Linked DNA regions of Mus musculus: regions 1, 3 and 4 are each linked to region 2. Evidence: chromatin loops called from intact Hi-C (ENCODE). Cell type or tissue: gastrocnemius. All regions are shown on one strand.

What was found. Hi-C counts contacts between places; a loop is a spot of excess contacts. Peaks named below come from ENCODE experiments on the same cell type or tissue, not always from the same donor. Only the 100,000 strongest peaks of a DNase experiment are listed, where the experiment ranks them.
Region 1: it touches region 2 in a loop (3-fold over the local background); 8 of 42 quality-filtered maps call a loop at or near these places.
Region 3: it touches region 2 in a loop (2.7-fold over the local background); 11 of 42 quality-filtered maps call a loop at or near these places.
Region 4: a loop joins it to region 2, with 2.7 times the contacts of the local background. A loop is called at or near these places in 5 of 42 quality-filtered maps.

What each region holds. Positions count from the first base shown.
Region 1 is chr5:149,228,081-149,230,580 of GRCm38, forward strand. It overlaps 2310047D07Rik (a long non-coding RNA gene), which reads left to right and starts at 908. Exons shown (of 2, transcript XR_003956021.1): 1 at 908-1,231. n-TNgtt14 (a tRNA gene) reads right to left here and starts at 994; the gene lies at 921-994. In gastrocnemius, no CTCF peak of the experiment used is centred here; DNase peaks (open chromatin) are centred at 1,092, 1,702 and 2,042; H3K4me3 peaks cover 1,347 bases; H3K27ac peaks cover 1,789 bases.
Region 2 is chr5:149,047,852-149,050,351 of GRCm38, forward strand. It overlaps Hmgb1 (high mobility group box 1), which reads right to left. Exons shown (of 5, transcript NM_010439.4): 3 at 2,444-2,500; 4 at 1,876-2,050; 5 at 1-1,062. The coding sequence ends at 886. Among named protein-coding and RNA genes, the nearest start is that of Hmgb1, 4.0 kb to the right of the region's middle. In gastrocnemius, a CTCF peak has its summit at 1,334 (motif pointing left); no DNase peak of the experiment used is centred here; H3K4me3 peaks cover 940 bases; H3K27ac peaks cover 1,223 bases.
Region 3 is chr5:148,908,276-148,910,775 of GRCm38, forward strand. The region is part of intron 3 of Katnal1 (katanin p60 subunit A-like 1); the gene reads right to left. Among named protein-coding and RNA genes, the nearest start is that of Katnal1, 19 kb to the right of the region's middle. In gastrocnemius, CTCF peaks have their summits at 855 and 1,474; a DNase peak (open chromatin) is centred at 967; H3K27ac peaks cover 418 bases.
Region 4 is chr5:148,927,362-148,929,861 of GRCm38, forward strand. It overlaps Katnal1 (katanin p60 subunit A-like 1), which reads right to left and starts at 1,286. Exons shown (of 11, transcript NM_153572.2): 1 at 1,165-1,286. Gm36446 (a long non-coding RNA gene) reads left to right here and starts at 1,451. Exons shown (of 2, transcript XR_377236.1): 1 at 1,451-1,542; 2 at 1,772-2,261. In gastrocnemius, a CTCF peak has its summit at 1,092; DNase peaks (open chromatin) are centred at 1,350 and 1,628; H3K4me3 peaks cover 1,958 bases; H3K27ac peaks cover 1,649 bases.

The sequences.
Region 1 (2,500 bases), 180 kb after region 2:
CAACCATGAAATTATTTCATTCATAGTTGTCATTTTGCTCCTGTTATGAATCATTATTAATATCTTTAATGCAGAATTCCTAATATACGATCCTAGTGGGGTCGTGACCCACAGGTTGTGAACCACTCTGTAGACTCCCGTTCTCTGTATTCTATAGGAGTGGGTGTAGATCCCAGACACAAAACCCTCACGTCACAACTTCCTGTCTTTATGGAAAGTCTTTTGTGAAAAAAACATAAAACGTCCTCTGTGACAAGAATTCTCTATGTACCCCTGGCTGTCCTGGAATTCACCATGATTTATTTGCCTTACTGCCTTCTGGGTTCTGGGATTAAAGGCATCACCGCCACTCCTGGCTCTCTTTTAAAACTTTTAAACACGAACTTATACAATTTCTGATAAAGTTAAATGTGATGGGGGAAATTGACAGCAGTCTAAGATTAAATATAATGTAGTTAGATTCAAACCCATTGCCCAAGTCTGGGAGCCACTTAGCTAAAGTCAGCGTGGCCTGCTGTCCCCAAACTCTCTGCCCACAATGTTATCTGTTGCTCATCCATTTGGAAGTAGACTGTATTAGTAGGGTCCGCGGGTCGTTTTTTGTTTTTTTTTTTTTTGTTGTTGTTGCTGTTGTTTTTATTTTTTATTTTTTGTTATTATTATTTTTTTTTTCTGAGCCACACAAATGGTGCTGTTTCTGGGTGGTCCCGGTTGCCGGTTTCCAGTGCAAAAAACACCTAGCTGTTCCTGAGCAGAATTGGACCAAACTCAAAAAGCAGACTTACATGTACCCTCTTGAAAATTAGTGGAAGCAGCAGGCCCGCTTGTAGCTTGAGCCCTAGAAAGCTATCAAACAGATTGGGCGTCCCAGGATGGCAGAAAACATTTCTAAAAATGTTTTTTGCTAAAAGGAACGCTGCCGTCCCTGGGTGGGCTCGAACCACCAACCTTTCGGTTAACAGCCGAACGCGCTAACCGATTGCGCCACAGAGACACAGCTGCCTGAGCGGCCGTGCGCTTTGTACACATTGCCGCGGCCAGCATGGGCGTCGCCGCCTCGGACTCCCGGGAGGCGCCAGGCCCTGCTGAGCCCTGCGGGCTGAGACTGCGCGAGGGCGGGGAGGGGCGGAGCCGCCGAGCCCAGCAAATCCTCCGCAGAGCAGGGCGGCGCCGGGTGAGGCTCCGGGAATCTGCGTGGGCTCCGAGCCAGGGCGCCCTGCCCTTGTTCAAGGTTGTTACCGCCCCTCCCCTTTGAGTGTTCTCGTCGCCTCCCGCTTATCGAGGTTGATAAACTGTGGATCTCTGTGTGGGCCATGGGAATTTTATACTTTATACGTTTAAAAACCTACCGCGCCGCCCCTCCCCCGTCACCTCCTGGGAATAAATTCACACCCCTTTAGCGGACTGGAGCCTCCTTCGAGCACTCATGGCTTAGGGGGACTGCAGAATCGGATTTATGGCGATTAAAACGCTCTTTTAAAATAGCCAGTGACGTCTAGGCCTTCCCCTGACTTCTGAATTTAACTCACTGACTTGGGGTTGCCTTGGGAGGGTTGGGGTAGGTAGCATTGTGCCCACTCAGAGGAGGGGGAGGGGGAGGGAGAGAGGGGGAGGGGGAGGGAGAGAGAGGGAGGGGCAGAAGGGAAGGGAAGGAGGAAGAGAGAAGGGAGGGGGAGAAAGGATAATTCTTTGATAAACCTGCCAGAGCCCCTGTCAGACCTCTCCTTCCCCCATCACCCCAAAGACCGGGAGGGGAGGAGGGGGCAACTTCACAGACCTCAGGTCCCGCTCTTCAAGCTTCCATACCCTTCCTCCTTTTAAAAAAAATTAATTATTTCATATATTTACATCCCAAATACTGTCCCCGTTCCCGCCCTCCCCCCTTTCTCTTGCTCCTCCTCTCTTTGGCTCTTCCTACTTAGCTATTGCTACTCTCTTGGTATAAATTGAGCCATATTTCAAAGACTTATTTTAATCATGTATCTGGGTGTTGGCGTGTATCCTGAGTTCAGCGCCCTCGGGGTCAAACGGGGCGTCGCATTCTCCTGGAGCCTGCGTTGGAGGCGATTGTGAGGCTCTCAAGGCGGGTGCTGGGAACTGAGCGCGGGTCCTGTGCAAGAGAGGAGCTCTCAACCACCTATCCATCGCTCCAGCTCCATTTTAACCCCTTTAAAGCTTACGGTTCAAACGGAATTAAGTGCACTTATATGTTACCAATACTCCCATCTATTAAACAACTCCCACCTCCCCTTTCTTTTTCTAATAAGCCTCATTCTCTCTTCTATCTTTACTAATTTAATTATTCTTAAGTAACTCCCCTAGGTGGAATTACCCAGTCTTTGCCCATTTGTGACTGGCTGGTCTCAGTGATGTCCTGATGACGTATCCGTATCCGTACAGTAGCGCTAACCCTGATTTCCGGCTCTTCTATGCTGAGTACTAGTTAGCTACATATCTGTGCTACACTTTGTTGGTCCTTCAGCTCTCCGTGGCTGACTTC
Region 2 (2,500 bases):
ATTACACAGTAATGGCGGTTAAAGGAGAGTCCTCGTGTAAGGATTAGAAGGTACTTTTCTATCAGTCCTTCAAGGACAGACGTTCAGATTGCTTGATCCTAATAGTCCCACGGTGTGACAGTATTGATCACTCCTTGCTTTGCCAAGTAGGTTATATAATATCTCTTATCCAACTATCACGATTTAGGAGATTCTTCAACTATGGATGAAAATGTTACCCTACCACAATGGCAGGGCATGTGGACAAAAGCTCTCTTCCAGCTAACTAGATGAAAGATAACACACTAATAATCCATGTGACCCAAAATGGGCAAAGCAAAAGACTAGCTTCCCCTTGAGAAGAAAACTTTCAGACCTATGAAAAGGACAACAATACTAATAAAAAAAATTGTATTTACTTAGAAGCATTCAGAATGTCAACAAAACAGCCGCAATTTTTTTTTTGCAATTACAGAGTGGTATTCAGTTAACAGAACAACAATTATCTTCGTATAAGCTGCATCAGAGACAACTGAAGATGAAAAAAATAAAACCCAAAAAGAAAACCAAAAGAAAAAAAAAAAAAAACAAAAAACCAAACTACTGTCCCCATATATAACTAATTTGTGCTGTGCACCAACAAGAACCTGCTTTAAATTTCCATGCCAATTTACAACCCCCAGACTGTACCAGGCAAGGTTAGTGGCTATTGAAAATACCACCAGGACAGGGCTATCTAAAGACACATTCGGTAGTGTGTTAACTATACAAAAAAAGACACTGTACAGTTTAAAAACAAATCTTACACAGCCTTACATTTCAATTTTTTTCTTTAAAAGGAGTGAGTTGTGTACAGGGGGGTTAAATGCTTTATAGACAAGAAAAAAAAACTGCGCTAGAACCAACTTATTCATCATCATCATCTTCTTCTTCATCTTCGTCTTCCTCTTCTTCCTCCTCTTCCTCATCCTCTTCATCCTCCTCATCATCTTCCTCTTCCTTCTTTTTCTTGCTCTTTTCAGCCTTGACCACCCCCTTTTTCGCTGCATCAGGTTTTCCTTTAGCTCTGTAGGCAGCAATATCCTTCCAAAACAAGGAGAGGAGAATGAAACAAAGACAAAAAATAAAACTTCACAAAGTCTCCACAACACACAGGCCCATTGTACCTTCCCAAATAATTAGACCAAGGGAAAAGGCAACATAAAAATGAACAATTTGCAATCTACAACTCATGAAATGTCAGACTAATATTTGTGTTGTTATGCCTCACTGAAGTGCAATTATATACCACATCCTAATTCTAGTTTATGAGGACTAGAAGGCAGACTGATCAAAGAGTAATACTGCCACCTTCTGAACACAAAACAGCATTCTACAGGTTCACAGCCAGAGTTTAATCCACAGAAGAAAACTGGGGGGAGGTTGGGGGTGTGTATCTAAAAAAATAGACATTTTCAGAAAAAATTACCTCAACAAAAATTAGCTTTTAGGTATTTTAATTTATGTATACGAATTACAATTTTCCTCCATTCTAATGACAGTTACCTTGGCAAGCTTAAAGTTTAAGCAATTTTATTTTAATCCAAAGTGAACATATAATAATTTGCACATAGGCAGTACAGTTACTTTGCCCAATCTATTTTTGTAGTGTATGCACATAACCATTTAGAAACCATTCTCACCAAAAGTAGCTACAAATTTCCCCCAAATTTGGATACATACTAAGAAATACAACTAAAACAGCTTAAAGGCCTTAGCTCAAATCAGATTATAGGAAAACTGAACACACTATTGGCCGTTCCTGTATGAAAACAACGAAGCCTGCAAACAAAGAGGAAATAAGACGAGTTATCAAGTATAATCCCCTAACACTGGGTATCCTGTCATCCTCCTTACCTTCTCATACTTCTCCTTCAGCTTGGCAGCTTTCTTCTCATAGGGCTGCTTGTCATCTGCTGCAGTGTTGTTCCACATCTCTCCTAGTTTCTTTGCAACATCACCAATGGATAAGCCAGGATGCTCGCCTTTGATTTTGGGGCGGTACTCAGAACAGAACAAGAAGAAGGCCGAACTAAAACCAGAAATGTACTTTTAGGATTTTAACAAACTAAACACTCAACTCTGTACTGCTCTGCAGTGTTTAAGTAATTCATACCATAGTATGGGTAGGGTGTAAACATTCAGACATATATACAGATGCAAAACATTCTAAATTAGTTTTGAGCAATTTCTAAAGATACAAAAAGAACCAAAAATCGTAGTGATATACTGTGCAAAGGAGTGAGTTTCTCAGTTCAAATGCCTTCACTAATAATACCACCTATCTTAAGTTACATTGACCCCTCAAATACACGACCCAAGCCATTCTCAGCTAAGAAACCAAACACTAGGCACTCGACGTGGCTCAATCAATTCCTACCTACTCTAAACAACTCAAAATAAAAGCTCATAAGCTCATACTCACGGAGGCCTCTTGGGTGCATTGGGGTCCTTGAACTTCTTTTTGGTCTCCCCTTTGGGG
Region 3 (2,500 bases), 140 kb before region 2:
GCTGTCGGTGGGATCTGTGGCAAGCCCCACGCCTGTGGGAAGCATGCGTGTGCTCTCTACGTCTTCAGTTCCACCTCACTGCAGTTGGAGATTACATGTGTAACAGACTCTGCCAGCGTCCCAGAGGACACCCTGGTTCCACTCTGTATTTCTTTGTCCATTGCCGCATCACTGCACGATGTCATGCTTCACTGTGGGGACTCTGTGACAACTTCTAGGCTGTGTAAGCAACAGACTCAGGGGGCCTCTTTAAAAAGAGGTTTTGATAGGGCTGCACAGTGCCACATATCTTGGCCCTGATGGTCAAAAAGACTGACAGTGTACTAGCATGCCGTTTTTCAAAACCACAGAGCAACTAGCTAGCTAGTCATCAGGGCACAGTGAATAAATACCAGCCTGGTAGTCTACACTGAACTACCATTAAAGAGCGACAGAAGAGATGGATATTCTAAAAATAAAAACTGATAGCTTATCACTAGCAGACCGTCACTGTGACAACCACCAAATCCTTGTCAGCAGGGATGAAAGCAAAGCAGAAAGGGAGAATAAGGGGCAGAGACTCGGAGTGGGGTGTGCGCACATCCCTTCAGGAAATACTTCTGGAACCTACTCTGCACCACACATTGTTCTTGGTGCTGGGGATGCAAGTCGAGCTTGATCAAGTCCCAGGGGCATGTCTGGGTGTGGATGTGTGTGTGTGGGGGGGGGGGGGGGGGTGAACAATAGGCATGCCTGTAGTCTGTACAAAAGGATAGAATAGGCTGGACTTCTGGAATCCTCTGAGCAAAGACAAAGGAAGGGTGTCGTGAGCTGCTGGAGAGTCGTGGGGAGCTGCACAGCTGTCCTGGCCCCCTGCCGGGCCATGCTGCTCTTCACACTCTCCAGGCACTAAGCCACTTCACCCTTACAGCCTCCGCACGGGGTGACTGCCACAATGATCTCCATTTACAGAGGGAAGATGAAGTTGGCAACTTGTCCTCGGGGCCCCTGAGGGGCAGAGCTAAGAGGAGACCCCCTCTGCCCTCAGAGCTGGCACTGGTCTGCTGTGCAAAGGCAGCAGACTTCCCAGAACAGGAGGCACTGCATGGCAAAGACCTTTCTTGCTTGTCAGCATCCGGTGGGCACCAGTGATGTCAAGCTCAAGTGCATCGGGAGCAGCATGGGGGCTGGGGCTAGACACAAGAGGAGGACGCAAGAGAAGAGGCCACAGTCACAGAAGGAAGAGAAGGACATGGAGCCTTGTAAAGGCCAGCGAAGTCAGAAGAGAGGGAGGAGAGTTCCAACTGAGACAGCCAACAGCAAGTGTCACAAAGGTGAGGAGGGAAGCCAGCAGCTGTGGGAGGCGTTATCACATGAGTGAGTTGCTCAGTGTAGCCAAAAGTTCAACTCAACGCTGCGGGGACTGGGAATCCAGGATTCCTAGGAGCTGAGGAGAATGCCTGCCCATAGGTGGCACTCAGCAGCAGACAGCAACCACCAGGGAAAGCAGAGAGGCAGAGAGCTTTCATGCAAGTGTGGAAGTGCATGTACTCCGGCTTCACTCTGCATCGCTTGCAGTTCTCCTGCTTCTGTCTCTAATGAATTAGAATGCCTATTTTCAGCTGCCTTTTCTAAAACATAGAAATAGCCAAACTTAGGGGGCTGGAGAGGCGGCTCAGTGGTTAAGAGCACTGTCACTCTTGCAGAAGACCCTGGTTCAGTTCCCAGCACACACATGGCAGCTCACAACCATCTGTAACTCCAGTTCCCAGGGATCTGACGCCTTTTCTGGTCACTGGTGTATAGACATATAAGAAGGTAAAGCATTTACACACATAACACAAAAATAAATCTTAAAAGATTTTGGGCACACGCAGTAATAAATACCTAGATTTCCAAGATTCAAATATTTTGTAGCAGGAGACAGACGTTTCCTACAGAGAGCTTACCTAAAAAAAAATGAAACCTCAAAAACCCAGAACAAAGCCCAACAGGATGCTCTCCCCCTTCTGACATCTGGACTCTCACCTTCCTGTGAACTGACAGCAGTACCTGCACTAGAAGCTGGCCCTCTGCGCTTGCCACCCTGCTCCAACTGAGCTTTCTGTCTACACCACGGCATCAGCTCCACAGCATCAGCATCAGCTCCATAGCATCAGCATCACCACAACAGCACTGAGACCTGAAGGGCACTGGCCTTAGGCAATGCTTCTCACCCAAGCGTTGTCTTTCCACCATGGCAGCCAGCACAGCCCTCCTGGTAGCACAGGCATTTGGCCACTCTCTGTAAATAACTAATGGAGACGCCTGGGCTTCCCCAACCACGCGCCTCTGCTCCCCTTGTCAGTGGGACCAGATGAACCAACTGTAGACCACTCTCTCCATCCTGAACCCAGTCTGTCACTCCCTGCCATTCCCATCTAGCTGTGCACACGTGGTACCTGCTTGAATCTCAGACCTGGAGAAACTGCCACAGGCAGAGCATGAGTTTGAGACCAGCCCAGGTTTCACAGCAGAGCAT
Region 4 (2,500 bases), 120 kb before region 2:
GCATGAGGCAAATCGCAGTCAACCGCTGTGGACAATCTGAAGCAGCCCAATATCCCAAACCTGGGATTAAAACAAAAACAATTTTTATATTTCTATGTAAATTCCATGTTTAAAAAAAACACCAAAATTCTCACTACACATAATAAAAAGAGGAAATCATCCTGAGCCATGCTTAATATCAGCATCCTGAGACAGACAGGTGAGCTCCAGGACAGCCTGGTTTACACAGTGAGTTCTAGCTAGCCAAAACTACACAGTGAAGCCTGGTCTCTAAAACAAAGAAAAATGTGCATAAATCAATCAGGTATTTTTAAAAAATAGAAACAGAATACAGAACACTTCAGTGTAGTCAAAAGGAGATTGTTCAGAAAGTTCAATAAAATACATTTCTAGTAAAGTTGGCTAGAGGAGAAAGTCAGAAATGAAGGAGAGCTAGCAACAGAAACTTCCAAGGGAGTGAAAGACCAAACAAAGCTTAATGAAATAGACAAGTGTGTGAGATCGCAGCACATCAAAACCCACTAAGAAATCTCATCAGTCAATAAAACCAAGTTCGTTATTTATGACCTCCCCAAAATACTCCAGACCCATCAGCTTCGTGTGTGCGTTCTAGGAAGTGCTTGGGGAAAAAAGAAACAAATGCTAAAGACACTCTCCAGAAAAAGGCAAAAATTAACTAGCCATTGAAAGTTTAACTAGTCTTCAAAGAACCAAAATATGTGTGGGCAACATTTAGGTAGTAAGTGAAGAGTGGAGCCGGAAGGGGGCATTAATTACTCCATGACATTCAACCTCAATAGCTAACATGCAACATATATATATGTATATGTATTCAGACATCACCAAATAACAGTAATATCCTTCATCAGCTTTCACACTTGTCCTTTTAAATATTACTGTCCTCTGAACACACGCTAATGAATGGATTTTATATGCCAAAAGCTCTGAGGTACTTGAAAAATAAGCAGAAATACCTAGAGATTCACAGGGAAAGGCAAAGGCCTTTTAGTGAAGGCTTTGTCGGGTCTCGCATCGACCTTGCGCCATACATACGGTTCTGCACCAAGAGGCAGCACCCTAGGAGGCCCAGGCCCCGCGCGGTGGCGATGGAGCGGGGCCGCGAGTGCAGAGGCTGCGGGGCTGGAGCGCAGCAATGAGGCTCACCTGCGCTACCCCCGCCCGACGCACAGCGCCCAATCCAGCGACCACCCCGGAGCCCCCTGCAGACAAAGAGTCACTTTAACACCATCTGAGTAGCTCCCAATTTATCAGTCTGTCGCCGCGCTCCGGACCGCTGGGCTTTGTAGTTCTCGGCCCGAATCACCCAGCCAAGGCGGCGAGCCTGATGAGCCACCGAACTACAAGACCCATGATACCCTGCGACTGGTGCTACATTCTGCGTGGCTCTCCCGCTTCTCCTCCGGGGGAGCGGCCTGTTGCCGGCGGCCGAGGTCTTGCGGACTGGGGCTGCCCGCCTGGGCTCCGCAACCCGGCTCTCCCTGTCAAGCCCGGCCCCTCGGGCTCACCACTTAGATCCTGCAGGTCAGGGCTGTCAAGGAACGGGGAGGGGCGAGGCGGGGCGCCGTTAGCCGCCGCCCGCCCGGAGTCCGTTAGTTCGCGGCCGGCGCGAAGAGGCGGTGGCTCACGGTTGCCATGGCAGCTGCGGCAGTGCTGCGGAGAGGGCGTGGGGCTGAGTCAGCGTTGGGAAAGGGGGCAGTAGGGAAGGATGCTCAGAGGCGAGTGTGGCGAACACGGAGCCCTCACCCCACAGGATGAGGAACCCGAGACCCTAGGTGGGGCGTGCTGCACCGGCCGGCATCGGGGCGGGACGTGTGCAGCGACAGAGAGCGGCTTCTAAGGAGGCGACCTTGCTGAGCCAGCTCTGTGGATTGGAGGCTGCTCGCAGCCCCCTCCCGCCATCCTCCAGGGAGTGGAGTGAGAACGAGCCATTGCTTAGATAGCGTGTGCACACAGCCTACAGGAGGATTCTGGACTCTGGAACTCGTAAATGGCACTGCTCCCCACCTATTGAATTCGAAGCTATAATGGGTCTTATGCAGAGGTTTGTGCACTCTTCAGTGTACTATGGGCCTGGATTAACAACCTGGCCTTCTAACACAGCTCCTTGGCTAACTGGTTGGTAGCCGATGACCCGAGGCACCTTACCTACCTGCTCTGAACGTTTTAGTCTGCAAAATGGAACTATCTCTGTTCCTGAGAGAAACTTTTATGATAAAACAGAATAAAAGTCTGGCACCTCACACGGTAGCTTTCAGATACTAGTTAATCCAATCGTGATAAAAGTCAAAATATAAGCCGGGCGTGGTGGCGCATGCCTTTAATCCCAGCACTCGGGAGGCAGAGGCAGGTGGATCTCTGAGTTCGAGGCCAGCCTGGTCTACAAAGTGAGTTCCAGGACAGCCAGGGCTATACAGAGAAACCCTGTCTCGAAAAACCAAAAAAAAAAAAAAAAAAAAAAAAAAAAAAAGGTCAAAATATT